Linked DNA regions of Mus musculus: region 1 is linked to region 2. Evidence: chromatin contacts called from ENCODE Hi-C or POLR2A ChIA-PET data. All regions are on one chromosome and are shown on one strand. The core of a region is the stretch at or near the end of the contact, and the rest is flanking DNA. Distances in the headings are between cores, read along the strand shown. Region 1 overlaps Rftn1 (raftlin lipid raft linker 1). Region 2 has its middle 52 kb from the start of Gm52302.

Region 1 (4,467 bases), core at 65-2,564, 37 kb after region 2:
CCATTCACTGGAGAACTGTTTGTAGAGCGAGGCCCTGGCGGCTCCAAGTGCCATCACCAGCAATGGACTGCTTCATCCCTGCAGTGCTGAACAAGAGAGGCCCAGGTGCCGCATCAGGGAAATGAGGACACAAAGGGGGAATCTACTCTCATACTGAATGGAAGGACCCTGCAGAGACACCCAGGAAGGTACCATCATGCCCGTCTACTGATGTCTACGCCCCAAACCCCAGAACTTGTGAATAAACCTCCTTATACAGGGAAAGTATTTGGAAGACATTATCAAGGATCCCAGCGTTAATAGTTTAACCTAAATTATTTGGTGGGATCAGTATAATACAAAGGCTCTCATCACAAAGAGGCAGGGGCAAGGGCAGAGACTAGAGTGATATAGGGAAGGGTCCAGGGGCCAAAGAACAGAGGGGATCTCTATATCCTGGGGGGGGGGAAGCTGCTGTGTGGCTAACACCTGGCTTTAGTTTCTTGATATCTGCTGTGGCTTGAATCTGAAATATCTCCTACATGCGTTTGTTTTCGATGCTTATTCCCTAACTGGTCAAAGATGGCGCCTGGCTGTAGGAATTAGTACCAGGAGTGAAGAACCATTGTAGGCTGCGGCCCTGCTCCTACATAAGTCTCCCCCCACAGTCTCTACATGATCTTAATCCCTTGTGTTCTGGTCCATGGGTGTGCACACTCTCTGCCACGTGCTCCCACCACCTGCTGTGATGGATTGAAACCCTCAGAAAACATGAGTTAAAGCAGGCCTGTCCTCCCTTAAGCCATCTCTGTCAGATATTTTGGTCACAGTAATGGACAATGAATATAATGCTTAATTCTGTCTTCTTCTGAGAGTTTGGAATGGATGGCCAAGGGAGGGTGGGAGGGGGGTGGGGGGGCAAATGCAGGAAGGAATGAAGCTAGGAACCGGGCTCCCTGGTGAGGTAGGGAAACAGAGGACGACACGGGACAAATGGAGATCATATTCTTAGATAAGGGTGCCCAAAATCTAAGGCAGGAGGAGAATGCCAAGGTGAAAAGAGACATTTCACCTCTACTATCCAATGGAAAGTAGTGGGTCTGTCAGAAAACCCCAGTTTGCCCCTTAGTATCTCTGAGGGTAGGCTACGGCAGTACCACAGTTCAAACTGGCTCACACTGGCCAAAGCTGTGGATCCCAGACCATGGTGAACAGGCACATGGGTTGGAAGCCCATGAACCATGGGGGAAGCAGGAAGGAGCAGAAAACAGCTGGCCTCCCCCATGCTCTCTGAGGAGAGAGTAAACCTCTCTGAGGCCCACACAGAGCTGCCCTGCTATCTACGCTCCCCCAGGCATCCCATCACACAGGACAGAGAGCCTGCCAACCAGAGGGAGGGACAGACGGGCTGGCCGGCTGGAGATGTTGTTTTGCTCTTTGTTTTTTGCACAATGCCCCAGAAAAACATTTTGCTGATGTGTAATTAGGCTAACATAATAGAGCCTCAGAGACTAGTCATCTCGTTTTAGACAACTTTGGCTCTCAAAACCTTCAAAGGGAATAAGGGTTTTTGTTTTTTGTTTTTGTCTCTGTTTTTGTTATTTTTATGTAGGAAAGGGGGAACAGATGAAAATATATGTAATGCGTAGAAAATTCCATTTTCTCCAGTTCCAAGACTCCTTGGTAGCCAGGGTTGGTGAATTCACATTTCTGCCTGATTGTTTCCACCACACAAGAATGAAGGCCAACTGCAGCCTTTCAGTAGCTCAGTACAATAGCAGATAATAGATGTTATTATTATGTGAGGCACATTGTTTATAAAATGGTCTCCACTGTCACCTCCCTGTCCAGGACCCCTTACGGCTCCCCCACTCAGAGAGAGCATCCATTTTCCCACCTCTTGAATCCAGGGTGCTCCTAGGACTAATTCTGACAAACAGAACCTGGCAGCTATGACCACAAGTGCCTGAACCTAGGCATCCAAGAGCCTTCCTGTACCTGCCTCCTCTCCCAGAGGTTTGCCTGTTTTTTGAGGACAAGCCCAGGCCAGCCTGGAGGATGATGACAGACAATCGGGTCAGCCAAACAGCAGGCAGGTGCAAGATGCCATCTTGGACCTGCCTCAGAGCCTGCAGACTGTCTCAGCAGAGTTAGCAAGGACCGGGAAGCAAAGTCAAATATCCCCACTTTAATTCACTGAGATTTGGGGTGCTTTACCAAGTGGCAGTTGCTAACTGGTGTATAATCATTGTAGCAAGAGCCGCACACATCTAAGCAAGTCCCTGGTAGGAAAAAAAAATCGTAGTGAAAGTCACCTTGTTTGACTGGACAGAAGGAATTGAAACAGCTAGTACGAGTGCTGGAAGGACTGGGGCTGCTCATTTTCGCCATGAGGGCGGGCACACGTAACCCTCACATCCTTCATGCCAGGCACATGGTGACCTTGCATTTCCTCTGAAGCCCTGATGTCTAATTTATGGTGCCCTCCATGAAACCAACAGCATCCCCAGCATACTCTGGGAGGGAGAGATAAAAACTCAGAGCGAGGAAGAACACCCCAGCTCCAGCTGTTGCCTGGCATCTCCAACAGAACCATGCCTCGCTGGCAGCAAAACTAAACCTGCATGCAGGAGATAACGCTTCTCTGGATTCCGAGAACCTGGCTAGCTGGCTGTTGCGTGTGCTGTCTCTAAAGTCACATACTCTGGGGTTGGGCAAGGAAACAGGTCATAGGATGAAGGGGCAGGAAGCAGCCTGCTGGAGCTGTGACCAGTGCTGCCTGCTTTTGAAGAGCTGGCAGGACGGCCAGGCAAGGAGTGTTCAGCACACAGGGCTCCCACAGCATACGCAAGCTAATGAGGCTGGACTTCGGAGGTCAAGAGCATGATGGCTCGGGCAGATCCTGCCCATTAGTAGGGGCCCATGCTGAATTTCTTAGTGCAAACATTAAGCAGCTCAAAGCTGCTACACACTGTCAGCCAGCCACGCAGAGGGACCCCATGCTGCGTTGGCACAGCATCAGCCTCAGAAGCTGACATCTTACACAGGGCTGAAAGCAGAGGGCAAGTCTCTCCTCTCCTGAAGCAGTTTTGCTTGATAACAATACAAGAAACATTTTTCTCCATCCAGGGACTTGCTAACTCCAAAACCACTGGCTTTGATGGGTGAGAAAAGAAGCTACATATTCTGAGAATAAATAAAATGTATCTTTTTGTTTCTCTTTAGACAACTGATTGGAGGATTTCTAACCAAACCTTTCTCATTTTCTACTTTCTGTTAGAAAAGAGAAAGAGAACTGGAAAGGGGATTTTCCTAAAATGCCTAATTAATGAAAAGACAGAGCTGGCTTATCTACAAAAATTATAAGACTTAATGTTATGTCCCCTTTACAGATTGAGTTTATCAATAGTCACAAAAAAACCCGCTAACCCAGAAATCATGTCAGGGTAACAATTAGCACACAATGTTAATAGGGGCAGAAACGCAAATGAACTGTAAGTCCACTAGCCAGCCAGCAAGGGCTGAGGCACACAAAGCAGCTGTGATTTTCTTCACCCTGGTAAACTCAAGGTGCCACTTTCCCCAGCAGTGTTAGGCGATCACAGTCCGTCAATATTCTCTTTTGTGGTGACCCAACTGTCAGCATCATGTTGCTATGGTTACCAGCATTTTAGCTCCACTCTCCTTTCTTTTTCCAACTAAATTACCCTGCTAATCCCCCACTGTATTTCCAGAGGACCCAGTTCCTGGTACATACGTGTTTCAGAAGTACCCAAAGCTCCAGATGAAATAGCCAGCCTTCAGGACATGTCAGATTCTCCATTTTATTGTCTCCCATTGCTTGCCTCTATCCTCCCACTCTTGAGCCCCCTCCTCAGGGAGAAATCCCCCAGAGCCTACTACAGCAGACATGCTACTGGGTTCCCATCAGCTTTAGAGTGACGACCCACCAAAGAGAGAACTAAGGAAGGAAAACAAAACAAAAACAAAATCTAAAACCCAAAGTCAAGAACATTCAAATGTTCTTGAAAAGCCTGGCTAACTGGGGGAAGTCTTCCCACCACCTCTGTCCCTGCCTTACCAGGCCAGCATGTGGATGCCTGGGCATCTCTGGCTTTGCTTACTGTGCTCTTCCGAATTACAACATGGTTTCTACAAACACAGGGAGTCTGTCTAACTTGCTCCTGGGGCATTCAAGGCCTTATGTAGGGAGGCAGGCGTCTTCTCCAGAGTTGGTTGCTGAGTGAGGAGACCTGTACTTGGAGGGTGGGTTCTGCCACTGTGTCTTATATTCTCAGAGTTTAATCAAAATGACTATGGGTCACATATAGCAGTAATAAGATGCCATTTCCTTCATTTCCTTTTTTTTTTTTTTTGGATATTTTGTATGTGGAAGTTGCATATATATTCTCATACAAAAATTAAACATGGAGGGCCAAGTACTGACTTCTCACAAAGCACTCAGGGCCCCTGGGAACTTCTGTAGAG
Region 2 (4,571 bases), core at 1,462-3,961:
TACTCCAGAGGCTGGCCTAGCCCACTCTGTCAGCTCATCTCCTCATCTGAGAGATTAACAAATGGCAAACAGCTCTGCAGCTGGGCGCATTTTGGCAGTACCACAGGGCTGTATCTTATGAGTCACAGGGTGGAACAGCAAGAGGCTTGCATGAGGGACAAGGAGGAACATGTCTCAAGGCCCTGGAAAGCTGAGAGCACACCGTACAACCTTGCCTGAGTAGTGATAAGCTGCAGAAGGTCAGCCCGGCAGCTTCACTTATAAGTAGAAAGCCATAAAGTACTGAAGGCTCTTTTCTTGCTTGCTCCAGTGCACACTGGACTCTGAAGAGGCTCTCACAGTGGGTGGAGAATTCTCTGATCCTCAGTTCACAGAAGCCTCTTGAAACCTCATGCTGATTGCTAGAAAGACTGGAATTAACACTTACCCTACTCCTTGCTTTCTGTCTTCCACCACTCACTCGGCATATCTCTACTGAGAACAGGAAGACAACAGAGCTGGGTATAAAAGAGGAACAGCAGACCTGCTATACAGTGCAATGAACACCAGTGAATTCCTATTTAAGGTATGGTGGGAGGGGTCTGTTAACAAACTAAGCAAGTCTGTGTAATGGCTATTGTTCATAAACAGCATGTGACATGACATGAAAGGTTGGAGGGGGACTTATGGTGCTAAAGGGTAAAAGCTGGAGCTCAGGGGACAAGAGAATAGAGAAGGGGTGTGTGTGTGTGTGAAAATGCCATAATAAAACCCATGATTTTGCATGCTAGTTTACATTTTTTAGAACCATATAGGATTTGAAAGTGGGACTAAAACTATTTAGCAGGATCAGTAGGAGAGGGGAAAGTGGGGTGAATGCCATCAGAATGCATGCTATACTTGAATGAAAATATTCTTGTAAAACTTTTTTCTATGTACAATGAATATATACCAATAAATACGTAAATAAGCAGGTAACATTCTTTTGTATGTTTTAAGTTCTCTGGAAGAGGAGAAGGCTTTGCAAGACTTAATCAATGCAGATAAAATTTAACAGACACACCTACCAAGGACAGTTAAAACCATCCAGTTAAGTTACAGGGTAGATGGGGCCTTGGTGGGGTGGGATTGGAGGTTAGTGGAATGAGGGAGTCATCAGGCTGAGGTGCTGGTATCTCACAGCCTAGCAGCTGAAATGCTAAGTCAGGAGGATCAGTGTTACATGGCCAACCTCAGCTATACAGCAAATTCAAGGCCAGCTTGAAGTACTCCAGAACCTGTCCAGACAAGCTAACATCAAAACAAATCTCTAGGACACCACAGATTGCAGAAGAGTCGTGAGACCTGCAGATGGATACAGGTGTCACAGAGAACAGCGATAGCTAGGCAGTCTGGACCACTGGGCACAGGAAGTGCCCATCAGTCACATCTCTGAATGTGAGAATTCGGGATAGAGAAGGTGTGAGCCTTGCAGCAGCAGGGAAGAACAAAGGAACAGAAGCAGTTACAAGATCCGGTTGGTGAAATCGCTGCTTAACTGCCAAAGCTTGAGAAAAAAAGAAAAAGCCATTAAGAAATCCTTTCTGCAAAGTGCCTTACCAGGGCAGTTTTCTGTTTGGGGCGAAGGTGTGGGTGACTTTTTTCATGTTGAATCTGCCTGCAGTGGTGGGGCTGGCTGTGGGAGCATGCTTAGGATTGCCCGGGGTAGAGAGCCCTTTCAGAGCGCTGCTTGCCTGCTTTGTATGACCTCCTTTTGAAGGCTTGTTCCTGACTCCAGCAGGCAGATGGCGCATGCTCACTGGATGATGGGAGAGAGCACCTGGCATTTTTGCCCCTCCCTAAGTGTGGAGCTGGGAGACAGTCCTCAGGTGGACAGAAAGTGACCCAAGCTCAGCTCAGAGCTGCTCTGGTCAAAGTTCTGTGTTTAGAGTTGGAAAAATCCACAAGTCCAGGGGCCAAGTTAGCTTAGCTTAGCTGGAGGAGCCAAGCAGTCTTGGACCCACAGTATCAGAGAACAAGCAAAGGAAGTGAACGAAGCCTGCACAAAGACAGTGCAGAGCTGGGACCCAGGAGGCTCTGTTGACAATTCTACCCTTGGGCTGGTAAGGAAGGGAGGTTGCTCATTTTTTTGCTGCTGTTACACATGTCCCAGGGTCTTGTGGACCTAAACACAAGCTTCTTCATCAAAACTTAAGGGGCCACCAAGTAGCCGCCATCTTGTTTTGAGTTTTGTCAGATTTTAAGCAGTCACCAATGGCTAGCATTCAGCTCTCTGCTTTGTGCTGCTATGTGACCAGCACTGTGCTGACACTAAAAAATATACATGGCAAACAGAGGTGGCTCTCATGTCACTAAGAGGTACAGTCTTAGATCGCTGAGTGTAGCCTGTCATTGACTAAGGCAATGCTATACAATGCATGGCTGTATTATATCCCGGATTCAGTAAGAGGGAGGGGGACGTGGATCTGAGGGGCTGCGGTTCACTGTTTATCCCGGGAAGACGCTGAGCTGTGACTTATCAATTGGCCCACAGAGCCTTAGCTGAGGGCTGGGCTGTAGAGTTGAGAAGAGACCCAGAAGCACAGCACATTGAGATGCAAGGCTGTGGGGTCAGCAATGGGGCTCTTCTGCCAACCGGAAAGGTAGCCCAGACCTCTGTGTGACAAGTTTGGCAGTGTCTGGGGACCTTTCCCAGAGAAGTATGGGATGGGAGCACAGCAAAGGCTGGCCACCCTGCCTTTGTCCCATCAGCACCATGCTGTGTGCCTGCTGTTGGCAGAGTCACCTGCCTGGAGATCCCAGCTAAGCCTTGACACCCTGCCCTCGCTTGCTGTCACCAACATGAGCTGCTGAGGTGGGCTAGGCCATGCCCTTTGTTTGTCTGCACTGTATCTCCTTTCAGTGCTAGGTGCTGAAAGGTATTTTGTGGTCTGTGGGGTAAGAATGCCCCTTTGCCCTTGCTGCCAGGCTGGGCCATATCTCTCTGGTATTCAAACTGAGGAAACTTCAGCTAGGGTAGCTGGCAACTTAGATTGCAACAGAAGCAGAGACTAGAGGAAACTTGGTGCTGAGCTCATACATTATCTCCTAGGCCCTTGACATTGATCAAGTCACTTGGCTGATTTTTGCTTCATATAAATTTTGCACTTGTATCTAAGCATGAGCAGGCGAGGATATCACTCTTGGGGGTTTGTAATGAGTAACACCGAATGAGTTGTCGTTCCTCATTTGCCTTGTCCTGCTCAGAAAGAATGTCAGGAGGCTGAGTGGGGCTCGCTGCTCCTTCCTGTGGGCAGGGACCTTACAGCATGAAAATTCACACATACTTGTACACACATGCACACACACATACACACAATGTGCACACACAAACTAGCAATGTGGGTGCACACACTCATACACACACGTTCATACACACTATTACTTGGGGGGAGAGAGAGAGAGAGAGAGTTAAGGGGCTTGGTAAAAATCCTTTAGGCGGCTGGAGAGATGGCTCAGCAGTTAAGAGCACTGACCGCTCTTGCAGAGGACTGGGGTTTCATTCCCAGCATCTGCTCGCTCATTCACAACCATGACTCCAGTGCCCTTTGCTGACCTGCGAGGGCACCAAGCAAACACACACATGAGACACAGGCAAACACGAAGGCAAAACATTCAAACATAACACAAAATCAAACAAACTGTATTAAGCTTACTTAAAAAGGAAGGGTGGAGGGGGAGAGGAAGTGGAGGAAGGAAATTTCAGGGAACATTCCAAATGCATGTCACCGCAGGAGGTAGCAAAGCAAGGCCCACATGTCCACCACACAGCTCCAGTCACAGTCATGTTCTTTCTGGTTTTGCCATGTCGCTTGTAAATTCTTCAGTGTTGTACAGAATATACCTGTAACAGATGAATTACTTCCTACAAGCTGTGTTGTCACACACCAAACAAGTAAGTCACAGTGAGTCTCAATGTCTTCTAACACCCGAACATCCTGTGTTTTCCTGTAGCCCATATCACACTGGATTGATATCGTGTGTGCCTGTGTGTGTGTGTGTGTGTGTGTGTGTGTGTGTGTGTAGGGAGAGGTCCACATCAGGTGCCTTCCTCAATGGTTCTCTACCTTATTGTTTTGAGGCAAGATCTCTCAGATGCCTGGGGCTCACCAACTCAGTGAGTGAGGCCCAGGGGTCCCTCTGCTCTGTTCCCCTCAGCACCAAGATTATCAATGTATAGAGATTTTCCAGATTTGACATGGGCACTGGGGATCTGAACTCAGATCCTCACACTGGCACAACAAGAAGTTAGTGCTTGGCTGGGGAACTCAGTGGTTAGGAGCACACACTGTTCCTATAGAGGACCCACGTTTGGTTCACACTGGGTTGGCTCACACGTGCCTGTGACTCCAGCTCTAGGGAGAGCCAGTGCCTCTGGACTCTACATGCACACAACCCTCACACAGATGTGAACAATGCACAATTAAAGACACCAACTTACATGAAGTAGTCGTCTTTTAAGTTTCTTTTAATAGGCGGTATCCTGCCCCACCTATTAACACAGTTATGTCCTTCCAAATTCCTTTGTTGAAGAGATTGTCTCTTTCCTTGTA

What was found. A loop is a pair of places that touch in the nucleus more often than their neighbours do. ChIA-PET counts read pairs that join two places held with the same protein, here RNA polymerase II (POLR2A).
Region 1: a loop to region 2 is called in a map of heart, with 1.9 times the contacts of the local background. The contact joins two enhancer-like sites. A Hi-C loop is called at or near these places in 6 of 37 maps with a recorded cell type or tissue (gastrocnemius and heart). POLR2A ChIA-PET finds 5 or more read pairs at or near these places in 1 of 5 experiments (embryonic stem cell).

Annotation. Positions count from the first base shown.
Region 1 is chr17:50,017,966-50,022,432 of GRCm38, forward strand. The region is part of intron 7 of Rftn1 (raftlin lipid raft linker 1); the gene reads right to left. Among named protein-coding and RNA genes, the nearest start is that of Gm52302, 14 kb to the right of the region's middle. Within about 2 kb of position 1,315, at least 1 of the 3 ENCODE cell types and tissues checked has a DNase peak (open chromatin) inside an H3K27ac peak, as active enhancers do.
Region 2 is chr17:49,979,965-49,984,535 of GRCm38, forward strand. No RefSeq gene overlaps it. Among named protein-coding and RNA genes, the nearest start is that of Gm52302, 52 kb to the right of the region's middle. Within about 2 kb of position 2,712, at least 1 of the 3 ENCODE cell types and tissues checked has a DNase peak (open chromatin) inside an H3K27ac peak, as active enhancers do.